Linked DNA regions of Homo sapiens: region 1 is linked to region 2. A link is a loop called in an ENCODE intact Hi-C map of the cell type or tissue named here. Cell type or tissue: Calu3. All regions are shown on one strand. Each heading gives the region's core, and the rest is flanking DNA. Links, peaks and the distances in the headings are about the cores only. Region 1 holds the start of FAM185A (family with sequence similarity 185 member A). Region 2 overlaps FBXL13 (F-box and leucine rich repeat protein 13).

The links. A loop is a pair of places that touch in the nucleus more often than their neighbours do. Peaks named below come from ENCODE experiments on the same cell type or tissue, not always from the same donor. Only the 100,000 strongest peaks of a DNase experiment are listed, where the experiment ranks them.
Region 1: a loop joins it to region 2, with 8 times the contacts of the local background. A loop is called at or near these places in 56 of 110 quality-filtered maps.

What each region holds. Positions count from the first base shown.
Region 1 is chr7:102,747,384-102,752,839 of GRCh38, reverse strand. FAM185A (family with sequence similarity 185 member A) reads right to left here and starts at 3,841. Exons shown (of 8, transcript NM_001145268.2): 1 at 3,182-3,841; 2 at 1,039-1,148. The coding sequence starts at 3,632. It also overlaps the pseudogene RASA4DP. RefSeq lists silencers at 3,852-4,021, 4,062-4,151 and an enhancer at 3,824-4,118. In Calu3, for the core only: no CTCF peak of the experiment used is centred there; DNase peaks (open chromatin) are centred at 3,569 and 4,019.
Region 2 is chr7:103,061,620-103,070,391 of GRCh38, reverse strand. All of the region lies in intron 1 of FBXL13 (F-box and leucine rich repeat protein 13), which reads left to right. Among named protein-coding and RNA genes, the nearest start is that of FBXL13, 8.8 kb to the left of the region's middle. RefSeq lists a silencer at 4,396-4,690. In Calu3, for the core only: a CTCF peak has its summit at 4,517 (motif pointing right); a DNase peak (open chromatin) is centred at 4,531.

The DNA of each region.
Region 1 (5,456 bases), core at 2,957-5,456, 320 kb after region 2:
TTGACTATGCAAATGCAAGAAGCACTAAGAGTAACAATAAGCTAGCACCTATCAGAGAGGTATTTCAAACTATTTACAGCTAACACCAGTCTAATCTTTAAAAAATTAAATATAGGTCAGTCATGGTGACTCACACCTGTAATCCCAGCACTTCATGAGCCCAAGGCAGGAGGATCACTTGAGCCCATGAGTGCAAGACCAGCCTGGGCAATACAGTGAGACACTGTCTCTACAAAGAAAACACTAAAAAAAAAAAAAAAAATTAATTACAGCCGGACGCAGTGGCTCATGCCTGTAATCCTAGCACTTTGGGAGGCCAAGGCAGGCGGATCACGAGGTCAGGAGATCGAGACCAGCCTGGCCAACATGGTGAAACCCTGTCTCTACTAAATATACAAAAATTAACTGAGTGTGGTGGTGCATGCCTGTAATCCCAGCTACTTGGGAGGCTGAGGCAGGAGAATTGCTTGTACCAGGGAGTCAGAGGTTGCAGTGAGCTGAGATTGCACCACTGCACTCCAGCCTGGTGACAGAGTAAGACTCCATCTCAAAAAAAAAAAAAAAAATTTTAATTACAAAACAAGATGAATCATATGTTACTTTGCACAAATAACTACTTAATCCTTAAGTAATGAGCTACCTGGTACATTAAAAATGTGATTAAAGTCATCTAATATTTAAGCACATTTATAGTGCATAAAGATTCTTCCTTACTCTTTAATAAAATGGAAGAAAATCATTTGTGGAAACTAAAATTTCTTTAGTAAGATTTCAGAATACTAGGAAAATACTATTAGTTTCACTGTACACTTTGAAATTAAATCCAAAAGAAATTTGAGGCAAAACCTCAAAACTGCTATAACCTCTGTACTTTACTAGAACTGATTTCAAGGCAAAATGTTTGCCAAGGACTTTCTGAGAGATGAATGAATGACAATGTTCTGAAAAACAGAAGAATCTCTTGAGTTTGATAGTACGATTCATAGCTTAAGGCTTTTAAAAAAATAATAGTGAAATAAAATTAGAAAAATGCTATACCTTAACAGACTGCAAGATACTAGTCCCATGCTCTGTTTCAATTTTGCAATTATCACCCTCAATACTTTGAACTTTTACACAGCCAGACCCTGATGACTTGATATCTAAACCTAGAAGTAAAAAAAGAAAAAAGCAAGTTAGTACTGCAGTTTATAAGCTCCAAAGCATTTTAACCTAGAAACCCAACTCCTCAGTTATGTCCGTAATATTGCTGAATCCTGGAAAGTGCATACTGTAAAGGTAAGGGGTCTTCTACCACAGCAACGGGACCAAAAACAATAGCCTTTCTGCCCGTTTTTAGAAACAGAGCAGTTATTTCTACTGGCCTAAATCACCTAAAGAGAACTAACATAGATGGGAAGTAAAGGAGACTACGATTCTGTTAAGTACTCCTGTGAAAGACTGTAGAAGCCTCTTCCCCAGTATATATGATCATGACTTAGGTTTTCAAATCCTATGTCTAACCTTTCATACTTAAAAAATGAAAATATTACCATGCAACTATATCACAGGTATTTGAAGTAATTTTTTAAAAATGGGAACAACTTTGAAAAAGCTAATATATACTATTAAAACTACAAGATTAGGCCATGAGCAGTGGCTCATGCCTGTAATACCAGCACTTTGGGAGGCCGAGGAAGGAGGATTGCTTGAAGCCCAGGAGTTCAAGACCAGCCTGGACAATGTAGCAAAACTCCATTTCTACAAAAAAACAAAAACATTAGCCGGGCATGGTAGCATGCACCTGTAGTCCCAGCTACTCAGGAGGTGGAGGCGAGAAGATTGCTTAAAACCGTGAAGTCAAGACTGCAGTGGGCCATGATTGTGCACCTGTACTCCAGCCTGCGTGGCAGAGTGAGTGAGATGCAGTCTCAAAAAAAACCAAAACAAACAAACAAAAAACCCCACAAGATTGTGGACAAATGGCAGTGGTATATGAAGCAAGTTTGGAAAATAAGGAATTACAAATGCCATCCTTGGCTGTCTATTTAAGATGTAACTGCAGGCATCTCTGTATACAAATTTTAAAAATTAAAAACGCTGATATTTAATTTGGAATTAACATAAATATTGATGATTTCTCTTAAAGTAGGCAAGACCCGCCCCCCCACTTGATTCCTGAAACCACAAATAGTACCAAATCCTATATATTCTATGTTTTTTCCTGTATACATATCAATGATCAAGTTTAATTTATAAACTAGGCATAGTAAGAGATGAACAATAATAACAAATACAGCAATTATAACAATATACTGTAATAAAAGTTATATTACTGTGATCTGTCAAAATATCTTAATATTTTCCTACAACAGCTGAGGCAGGTAACAAACTGAGACAGCCAAACGGTGGATAAGGGAGGACTACGGCATCTACTATTTGGGCAACTCTAAGCATTATAAAAGATGATCTTAAAAATGCTAAATGCTATTATTATTACTATCATCATCATCATCAATATCTTCCATCAGTCCCAGGAAGAATGACAGTCTGGGGAGCCCTTCCTAGAAAAGTGTGTGTACACAGTGGCTTGCCATTTAGGAAAAGCTAAGAAAGGTATCTTGCAGGCATTATTATTGAAGCTTCCTAGGCAGGCTTACCATGTGTTTTTCTTCAAAGCTTGCTACTCATGGAAAACTTAGGCCAAAAAGAATGGAAATATAACAGTAAGAAGCTGGGCGCCCGTCTAAAACCAAATACTCAAACCAGGTGATACCCGGAACATCCTATTGACAGGGCTGTTTTGGGACAGACCCCCAGGCTGTGAGCAAGATGAAATGTAGATGGACTGCCATACCATTGAATGAATTGTCAAGAAACTTCAACCTTGAAAAATAAGCCAGTTTGCTAATGACAACGGGATAAAGGAGAACACAAGCGGCTCCAGAAATAGAATTTGACCTGGATTATACCAAATCATGTTTCCATTCGATGTATAAAATTTCTATAATTGGGAACCTAATTTTTAAATACTACTCGGACACTCAAGAACAGAACAGAGGAAAAGGTGCATTTCCGAAGGGGCCAACTGTAAATTAGGTTTAGAGAGCCAGGACCAATTAAAAGTGCACGTCGACCACATTTATTAAGTTCACTGTGCGTTCCCTGGGACCCAAACCCGTTTTCACTTCACTTCACTTGCCAAACTTCAGGGGCGCGTTCACCTCCACGGACGCCTGGGGGTGGATAGTATCAGACACAATGGCCATCTCCTCCAGATCCTCGTCGTACTTCACCTGCAGGCCGTCCAGGCCCCGCACGCCGCCCTCCACGCCGCACACCGCGACCAGCACGCGGTCGCCATCCGGGTAGGTGAGGGGGTCCAGGGGCCTCACGGCCAGGTGGCACGGGAGCCGCGCCCGCAGCCGACCAAACGGGCTCACCTGCAGTGTCCACTCCTTCAGAGTTCGGCGCCCCGGGCCAGGCGGAGGGACCTCAGTCTCCGATCCGGGCCAGCGCTCGCTCCCACCTGAGCTGTACGGCCTGGCTTGGCAAGCCCAGCAAGCCCAGCGCCCAGCGCCAGCCCACAGTCGGACCTGACGGAGACAGAGACGGAAGCAGCCAAGCTCCCAACCTGAGCAGGGGGCAAGCATGGCGCGCCTCTCTCGCCAGTCCTCAGAACACTTCAGCCACAGGGAGGGTCACTTGCCACGGCCAATCGACTTGGCCACTGTGCCGCCTCAAGTCAAATAGGAGACGTAAGTCAGGGTTTGCTGAAACAAGAGCGAGCCGGTTGGCTTGACTAGGCGTTCTAAACATCAGCCGCGCAATCCCCAGGGGCAAGTTGGGATTTGAAAGCTCTAAACTCTGACCTGGACCCCTTGCCTAAGTCCACCCCCTTTCGCTAAGGCCGACGGGATAGGTAGTTCTAAGTCGCAGAGCTCTGCCTCTTAGAAACCACATTTCCCAGGAGGCAATGCGCAGGGGAGCACGGGTAAGAGGGTAGGTGTTAGAATCGCTGGAAAGGCGGGCGCCCTTTGTCTCAAGACCATTGGCTATTGGAGGGGCGGTACATGGGAGTCCACTGGCCAATGGGAAGCACGGAAGGGGCAACGCGGGTAAAGCTGCGTGGTCACCTTGGATACCAAGCACGCGACTTCTTGGTTGGAGAGGGTGGAGCTTTGGAGTGAGACCCAGGACGCCAAATCCCAAAGAGAAAAATAGGAGCCTAAATAAGGATCAGGACCAAGGGAAGGGGTAAGAAACTGCGCTTTTTAAGATGACAACTAGGTGCAAACTAGGAGTAACCTCTGTGGATGTCAACATCCAAGCTTCACTAACTTAGTGAGGGCATCTCCAGGGCATGGAGAATGCCTTGGTAAGAAAGTAAAGAGCAAGATTGGTGCTTTTTGAGGGAATTGCCTCTTTGGAAGTGTATTCCCTCCTATATTCCAAATATAGGAATAGAGTACTTGCTCCGTCCTGACCCTAAGTGACCTTACTTTGGGTTTTAATTTGCTCACTTTAAAAATGTAGATAATAATACCTTCCTTGCCTTGCCTCAAAGGGTTTTTGTAAGGATCAAGTAAGAAAATGGATGGGACCGTGGTGCACAGTCTACAAAATTACCGTGTAAAGAACTGTATTTTTATTTCAACGTACTTAACATTGATTCTGAGTTACCAAGAAAATTATGAGAGATCAGAACTTGTTTTGAGAATAGCATTGATCTCTTTGACTACAAATGATCCTCAGTTTTAGAGTGAAAAAAAAAAAAAAGACACAAAAAAGAGAGTCACCATGGTGCGGTGGAAAGAGCAGGGACAAGGGTCAGGTTATTTTCCTGGCTCTGCCACTGCTTCATCTGTGTCACCTAGACCTGTTTCTTTAGTTTTAAAATGAAGAAAGATGGTTCTAAATGACCCTATAAGGGGTGTGTGTGTGTGTGTGTGTGTGTGTGTGTGTGTGTTTACCTTTTATAATTCTATAGGCAGTAAAATAATGGGAACAGAAAGATTTATTTTCTTCTTTTTTCTTTTTTTCTTCTTTCCTGCCTGGTTTCTCTCTCCCCCTCTGTGCCCCTACTTCCTCCTAAAATGTATTCCCTAAATTATTTAGCCAAGACACCTGCAAACACTAACATTTCATAAAATGCAAGTGCCTTAAAAAATAGAAGCCCTTACCCAAGTACAATGACCAGAATTCTTGGGGCTATCGTGATAGATAGACTGGGCTAAAGTTCTCATGGGTACAAGTCTCAGGTTCTCTGCTAGCCACTACCTTTTTAAAATTTTTAAAAATTCAGTGTTCTCTTAAGTTATCATTGCCTCTTTTCTGTCCTTCTAGTCCTTCCTCCCTCCTTATTCTTTTGGTGAAGACTCACTCATTATAGGTGCTAGCTCAGGTTCAGCAAGGGCCCACTGCAATAGTTCTTTTCTTGTCTTTGTGTTTCATTGGTTATAATTATTCAGAATAAT
Region 2 (8,772 bases), core at 2,968-5,467:
CCAGGTGTGGTGCACGCCTGTAATTCCAGCTATTTGGGAGGCTGAGGCATGAGAATCGCTTGAACCCAGGAGGCAGAGGTTGCAGTGAGCTGAGATCACACCATTACACTCCAGCCTGGGTGATGGAGTGAGACTGTGTCTCTAAAAAAATAAATAAATAAAATAAATACATAAAATTAAATCATTGTTTGTTAACTTGAATATCCAGATCATTTGTGGGTCTGCTTCTATTGCTTATTTTCTTCTGTTGATAATTCAAGACATTTTCCTGCCTTCATACATACCTAGTAATTTCTTTTTTTTTTTTTTTTTTGAGACAGAGTCTTGCACTGTCGCCCAGGCTGGAGTGCAGTGGCGGGATCTCGGCTCACTGCAAGCTCCGCCTCCTGGCTTCACGCCATTCTCCTGCCTCAGCCTCCCGAGTAGCTGGGACTACAGGCGCCTGCCACCATGCCCGGCTAATTTTTTTGTATTTTTAGTAGAGACGGGGTTTCACCGTGTTAGCCAGGATGGTCTCGATCTCCTGACCTCATGATCCACCTGCCTCGGCCTCCCAAAGTGCTGGGATTACAGGCGTGGGCCACCGCGCCCAGCCCATACCTAGTAATTTCTTATTTTTATTGGACATTGTGTGAGAAAAGAACAATAGAAGTTCCAGATGATATACTCTTTCGCCAGCAAAGGTTCGTCCTTTCCTCTGTATAGGGTACAGAGCTCATGACCTCAGTCCAGGAAGGGACTGATCTGTGTTGAGCTTGGACTGTGGATTTATTTGGGTTCGGTTTACATCTGGTTCATCCCTATTCCTCAGGCATAGCTCTTCTGGGCTTTTGATTGAGAAGCTAGCCAGTCTCTGTCTCCTCAGACTGAAAGATTGTGAGAGATTTGGTTCTGCTCTTCGGAGGTATTTAAGCTTAGCTCTTTAGTTTCCCTTCTAGGCCCTCAACTTTTATATATGTATATATATTCCCCAATTTAAAACTTTTAAAAGTAAACTTTAATATCAAAAATGCAAACTTGGGGAGGGCATAAAAATCACACACAAGGCTGCCACTTCACACTTCGAGGGTTGCACAACGGCCGGGCAAAGGCGCTCCTCACTTTCCAGATGGGGCGGCAACCAGGTAGAGGCGCTCCTCACTTCCCAGAAGGTGCAGCGGCTGGGCAGAGGCGCTCCTCTCTTCCCAGACTGTGGGGCAGCCAGGGAGAGGTGCGCCTTACTTCCCAGACAGTGGGGCGGCAGGGCAGAGGGCCTCCTCACTTCCCAGAGGGGGCGACAGCCAGGCAGAGGTGCTCCTCACTTCCCAGGTGGTGGGGCGGCCGGGCAGAGGTGCTCCTCACTTCCCAGACGGTGGGGCGGCCGGGCAGAGGCGCTCCTCACTTCCCAGATGGTGGGGCGGCTGGGCAGAGGTGCTCCTTACTTCCCAGATGGCGTGGTGGCCGTGGGCCCTCAACTTTAAAATCTGGCAAGTACATTGAAGGTTATGCTGGCTGTATGTTTGAGGCAGGCTTCCTCTTCCTTCCCTGAGATTATGAAAGACTCACTCTGCCTTGTAGGAGTTGATGTTCTAGCTCCTCAGCCTCCTGTGTGAACACTCCCAGAACTCACTGCCTTATGGGAGACAGTGGCCACACTTGGGGCACCTCAAGTTTCTAACCTGTCATGTTACCCCCGTGCCACCACCATAAGCCTATTGGTTTCTCTTCCCATTTGTAGACTTTCTCTGCCTGGGCCCAGCCCTGTCCTCTTTCCTACCCAGAGCTGGCACACGTTCCCAGGGAAAAAAAGCAGCTGTGCATTGTCAGCTCACTTCAGAAAAATTTCCTTCCCCTGGAATTCCATGGCTCGCCAATATCTTTTTTAAATGTGATTTTTGTAATGTGTCTGTTTTTTTCTAGTTGTTGTAGCAGGGTCATTGGACCATGGTGACTTTCCACATCCTACTCAGATATGAAATCCTAGGGAGACTGTCTTGTTTCACTCCTCAGTTTACCTCAGATCTAGAGATAGGTTAGGTGTCTTCCTTGGCTCCCCATTTCCACTTCCAAACTATGTATCTTCCCTCCTTTTTCTAAAGTCTCAGCTTCTTTGTAGTTCATAACATCAGATTTAGCACTCACTGTCTTCATTATGTACCAATCTCTATGTTTTGTTGGTAGCATTAGCATCTGGCTCACCATCTTCCTTTTTCTCTACTCCTGTCATTGTTCTTGTGCCCGCAGTATTCACAGGGATGTTCCGTTCACATCCTTGACCTTTCTTCCAGTTATCTTTGCTTTCACCGTTCCTCAGTCATGTCCTTCTATGGTCATACTCTTAACCATTTTATCCTAAATTGCTGTACCATCTCTGAAATCTCCATTTCTTCATCCACTTATCTCTTAATTTCTTAGCTCACTCACATTGGAGCTTCTACACTAGCACTTCTTCAACTGACTCAAACCACCATTTCATTCAATTATCTTTGCACTGTCAAATATTACTCTTATGTCCTTATTTCTCTCTTTACCCATCTTAGATTCCTTGGTTCATCATTATTGTGGATGTCTATTACCTAAATGTCTTTACAACATTTAGTGATTTAAAATAACAGTATTCATTTTATTATTGCCTCTCACAGTTATGGGAGTTGACAGAATATTATTGCTTGAGATCCCTCATGCACTTACATGTCAGAGTGGCTGAGGTTAAAATCATCTTGAAGGCTTCCTTACCTACATGCCTGGCAGTTGATGCTGGCTGTCGATGAGGACCTCTCCTGAGACTGACAGGTAGAACATCTATGTGTAACATCTCCATGTAGCTTGAGCTTCCTCACAGCGTGGAGGCTGGGTCCCAAAACAGGTGTCCAAGAGACAGAGCCAAGTAAAATCTCCTTTTATAACCTAGCCCCAGAAGTTACTCAACATCACTTTCACTGTATTCTCTTCATTACAAGTGGATTATTAAGACTAATCCATATTCAAGAGGAGAGGAATTAAACCCCACCTCTTTATGTAAGAAATATCATTTGCAGACATGCTTTTAAAATGCCACCACACCATCATTATGATCACTTTCAAATACGATTATCTCCTTTACCTGTTTCTCCCTCTGTCCTATTGATGTGACAAACACCCATCCCTGGTAAAACTCAAATATCCAGCAGTCCGTGCTTACCCCTGAGCAACTGAACATTATTTAAAGGAAGAACACACAATTAAACTGAATTGTGTCACTTTAAATTCAATCCTCAGTTGTCAAATGGGCTCTCAATATCCATAGTCCTACATTTCCTAGTATTTTCAGTTTCTGACAATTCCATTACACCCACAGTGAAAGAGTAGACAAAAAAAAAAAAATTCTTGGGAGGCCGAGGCGGGCAGATCACCTGAGGTTTGGAGTTCAAGACCAGCCTGACCAACATGGAGAAAGATCACTAAAAATACAAAATTAGCTGGGCGTGGTGGCGCATGCCTTTAATCCCAGCTACTCGAGTGGCTGAGGCAGGGGAGTCTCTTGAACCCAGGAGGCGAAGGTTGCGGTGAGCTGCGATCACGCCATTGCACTCCAGCCTGGGCAATGAGAGCGAAACTCCATCTCAAAAAAAAAAAAAAAAATCCTCACAAAATTCTTCCACTGAATATTAAAAAATCAATTGCATTTCAATTCACTAGAACCAAAGTTTTAAACAGTAGCTTTTAAAAATTACATTCATAGGCTGGGCGCAGTGGCTCACGCCTGTAATCCCAGCGCTTTGGGAGGCTGAGGCGGGTGGATCATGAGGTCAGGAGCTTGACACCATCCTGGCTAACAAGGTAAAACCTCGTCTCTACTAAAAATACAAAAAAAATTAGCTGGGCGTGATGGCGGGCGCCTGTAGTCCCAGCTGCTCAGGAGGCTGAGGCAGGAGAATGGTGTGAACCCGGGAGGCAGAGCTTGCAGTGAGCCGAGATCGCACCGCTACATTCCAGCCTGGGCAACAGAGTAAGACTCTGTCTCAAAAAAAAAAAAAGAAATTACATTCATAATAGCCACAAAAAATATAAGGTTTCTTAGGACAAGATGTGAAAGACCTGTTTGGAGGAATTTGTAAAATTTTATTGAAAGATGTTTAAGGTGACCTAAAGAAATGAAGTACTCTGCTGTGTTTATGAATGGGAAAATAACAACATGTAATGTCTTCCCAGAAAATGTATAAATTCAATGCAATTTTAGTTAAAGTCTAAAATTTTTTTCCCCATAAAACTAGACAGCTGATTATAATACTGCAGAAATATTGAGGAGGAGAAAAGTAGCCCTTGACACCTAGAAGCTGGACTGGTGTCATGATCTAGACCTTGGCATTGCTTTGGGCTAGCATGTTGTTAAGCCTTGTCAGTGCTGGAGGGACCCTGGAGGGAGAGGGACTTCAGTTCCTGGTTCCTGTGTGCTTCCTCACTTCTTGTTCACATGACACAGCTTCCAGGAGCATGTGTGTGGTGCACCCAGTGGTGCCCACTCTTCAGCAAGTTTTGCTCACCAGCCTCAGCCCATTGGCACCCCAGCAGGGGGCGTCTGCTCACTAGTGTGAGCTGGTGGGGTCCTGTTCACCAAGCCTTGGACCATCATGGCTGAGAACTATCTCTGTCTCAGGGCAACCTAATGGACTTCCCCACTATACCTCAGCCACACTCCACATTCTCTGAATCTCAGCCTTGGGGAGGTGGCTGCCCTCCTTCCAAGGTTATTTCATCTTTGGGTACTCTGTCTGAGCCACAGGGTGTCCTTTAGTGTTCTCTTTTGCTCTTAGTAGTTACTCTCTTTTTACTAGTTAGTAATTCTTTGAATTGCATTCTTTATTAGAATCTCTTTATGAGATAGAATAAATTGTTCTTTATTCAAAACACGGGTGTGATTTCTGTCTCTTGACTGGACTCTGAGTGATACAGGAGGATTAACTGGAGAGGGACATGAGAACTTTCCGGAGAGTTGGAAAGAAACCACACCCGGGGTGTGGGTATTTTCATTATCAAAATTATACTAATAAGATTTATGCATTTGAAATAATATAAATTTTACCTTAAATTATAATTGAGAATAGGTAGAAATGGGTAGATATATAGATGATACAAAAATCACAGAATAATTATTGTTGAAACTGGGTGATAGGTACATAAGTGTTCCCTATACTACTGTTTCTAAATGTTTGAAATTTAAAAATCTAAAATGAAAGATAGTTATGGCTAGGCTTTTTTTTTCAGAATGTATGTTGCTAGGGATGGATGGAATGACAGATTTGATTTGGCTGTGTAGTCATTTTCTGTTTGTTTGGTGTGTCAATTATCTATTGCCATGTGACATGCAACCAGTTAAAGCACTTGGTGGCTTACAACAACAGGAATCACTTAGTTTGCTTAAAAATTTGAAATTTTGGCAAGGTTTTGCAGGGGGTGGAAGATCCACTTTTAAGATGATATCTTCTTTTGCATGCCTAGCAAGTTGGTGCTGGCTGTTGGCTGGGAGTTCAGCCAGGTCTGTGAACCAGTAGGCTTGGTTCCTCTTCATCTGGACCTGCCCATGGGCTGCTTAGACTTCCTCACAGTATGGTAGCTGATTTCTAAGACCAAACCTCCCCAGAGAGAACCAGGTAGAAGTTATACCATTATTTATGATCTAGATTTGGAAGTCAACATTATTTTCACTTAGATTCAAGGGGAGGGAACATGGAACCCATTTCATGATGGGAGGTATAACAAAGGCACATTGCAAAAAGAACATGGAGGATGGGAGATACTGTTATGGCCATTGTGGAAAATATAATCTGCCATACTTGGCTTGTTCATATAAGGGGAGTCAGATCAAGTTGGATCTCAAAGCAGTCTCTAAAAAGATATAGATCACAACAGCATCACTCAGTAAGTGGATCTCAATTACTGTAATTACCCCCTTTTCTTCTTCCTTTCCCATGTTCTCCAGGAGCAGATGTCTACTGGGCATTTACAAGTTGCCTACGTAGCATCTACTTCCCTCTTCCTAATATTTCCTACATTCTTATTCTATACGCTGTCTCTTCCCTCACCTAGCCCATTTGCTTCAAGAAAACTGTCTATCCCCATCTCTGGGGTTGGACCCCAACTGGCTTGCAACAACCGGTGCATTCAGTTTCCCTGGCCATAATGTTTGTAACGACAGGGAGGCAGAAGGTATAGGGTCATGGGGGAGGGCAATATGTAATCCAAGCTGATTTAGATCAGGATGCTGGTTGGATATACCCTCTCTGGATGTTGATGGGGAAGCACTTAGTCCTGGGAACATTGGCAATTACCTGTGTGGCCACAAGGAGAGAGAATTTTAGCATGAAGTGGATTCCACAAAAGGCCAGTTGGGGAAATGGAAAGAAACCAGGCCCTAGTGACATCAGTAAGCCACTGGGTTAAACCCACACTGAAGCTTCATCTACCTTTGAATTTCTTGTAGGAGCTAATAGAGTACGTATTAAGTTGAGTTTGTTACTTGAAACCTAAAGCATCTGAAGCAAGATGAGGGGATTATTTCTTATTTGTAAGACCTTCCTAGGCCCCACATGATGGCTCATGACTGTAATTCCAGCACTTTGGCAGTGTGAGGCAGGAGGATTCCTTGAGGCCAGGAGTTTGAAACTAGCCTGGGCAACATAGTGAGAGACTGTCTCTACAGAAAAAAAAAAAAAAAAAAAAAGCCTAAGTTTGATTCTAGGCTTCACCAATTGTTAACTGGGTGACTGAGAAAATTTCCAAATCTCTCTGCTTCAGTTTTCTTTATAGTAAGATTCCAGATGGATGTGATAGAGGGCTTTATTTTCTAGAGTGGGAGGAAGAGCCATTGTGAAAGAGAAAAGTAGAAAAAGAAAATAGCAAACTGTGTCCTCAGGCAGATCAGTTTAAGTAAAGAATACAGTAATCCCTCAGTATCCATGGGGGATTGGTTCCAAGACCTTCCTTGGAGACTGATGTTGGCTGATAAAAAGTGGCATAGCATTTGTATATAACCTATACACATCCTCTTCTATACTTTAAATCATCTTTAGATTACTTATATCTAATACAATGTAAATGCTATGTAAGTAGATGGTATACTGTTTCATTTAGGGAATAATGACAAGAGGAAACATTCTGTATGTGTTTAGTGCAGATAAAACTTTTTTTCAAATATTTTTGATCTGTGGTTGATTGAATCTATGGATGCAGGACCCATGGATATAGAAGGCCAACCTGCATAGGAAAGGTGAAGATCTGAAAGTGGACTCCGTTATACTATTCTTGCCCATGTAATCCTTCAAAAGTCTTTGTGGGCTCTTGGAGATTCACATGTCCAACTTAAAGACTACTGGATTCTATGTTCAATTCAAGTTAAACAAGTAACTTAATTTTTTGAACAGATGAGGCTCTTGACACCAGCCAGTCTTTTCTCCTGGGGAACAGCAAGAGTGGTCAGCTGAGGGGGATACACTAGGACATTCTATCAGCAAATATTTGCTGGGTCTCTACCACGTGCTAGTTGAAAACACCTCAATGGCTTCAACCACTTGGAGCTGTAACTCTGAGGCTGTCCCTAGCCTGAGCTTGTCTCCTGAGCTCTCTGAGCATTTATCCATTTGGGATGAGATTATACATTGATAATACCTTTTGGGAAAACAGTTTTGAGATATGTATGAAGATCTGTAATATATACCTTTTGATTCTATATTTTCATAGAAATCTATCTTGGAGAAATAGAGATGAAGATATTTACATTTCATCATTAAGATTCAGGAAAAATATATTTTAGAAATTCAGAGGTTTTTTTTTTTTTAAGTCACCTGAAGATAGGTAGAAATTGTAGGAAAACTAAGTATTGCCTTGCGATCCCTCACTCTCCTTGTATTCTTCATTTCTGTCTCTCAGAACTCTGAGATACTCTTTCCACCACTGTGGGAATTAGCTTAATGTGCCCTCTATTTTTGGATATACTCCTTCCCAAAGGCATTTGTGTTTTGAAAGAGATTATTAAGATAGGAACTCATATAATAAAGCCTTATTGGTAGACCTTCAGACAGTGGGTCATCCAGAAATAACATAGAAACCCTAGTTTCTCCCTCAATTTTCTACTAGGTAGAAGTCAGTACATTGTTTACAGACAAACAAGGACTGCCCCACAGGGACCAAAGATGAGCTAGATATTATGGTCTACAAAAACATTAAGCAGATACACCTAGTGATTGTATCTGAGAGGAAGAAAGTACTCTTCAAATGGTGAGCTCCAATTTCAGTTTAGCATTTAGGGAAGATGAAAAGAGTTTGCAAAACCAGATCTGCTCAGCAGAGGGAGTACTTAATCTACAAATTATGGTTTTAAAGCAAAGGTTTGTTTTTTTTTTTTTTTTTTTGGTAATTATGATTTTTCTGAGAAGTTTTTATGTTTTATGTTTCTTTCAAGATTAAGTTGCCAATCAGGTTTTTTTTTTTTTTTTTTTTGAGACGCAGTCTTGCTCTGTTGCCCAGGCTGGAGTGCAGTGGCGCGATCTCAGCTCACTGCAAGCTCCGCCTCCTGAATTCCTGCCATTCTCCTGCCTCAGCCTCCTGAGTAGCTGGGACTACCGGCGCCTGCCACCATGCTTGGCTAATTTTTTGTATTTTTAGTAGAGACGGGGTTTCACCGTGTTAGCCAGGACAGTCTCAATCTCCTGACTTCGTGATCTGCCTGTCTTGGCCTCCCAGGTGTTGGGATTACAGGCGTGAGCCACCGTGCTGGGCCAGGTATTTTTTTTTAAGAGACTAATTGCTGCACGTATT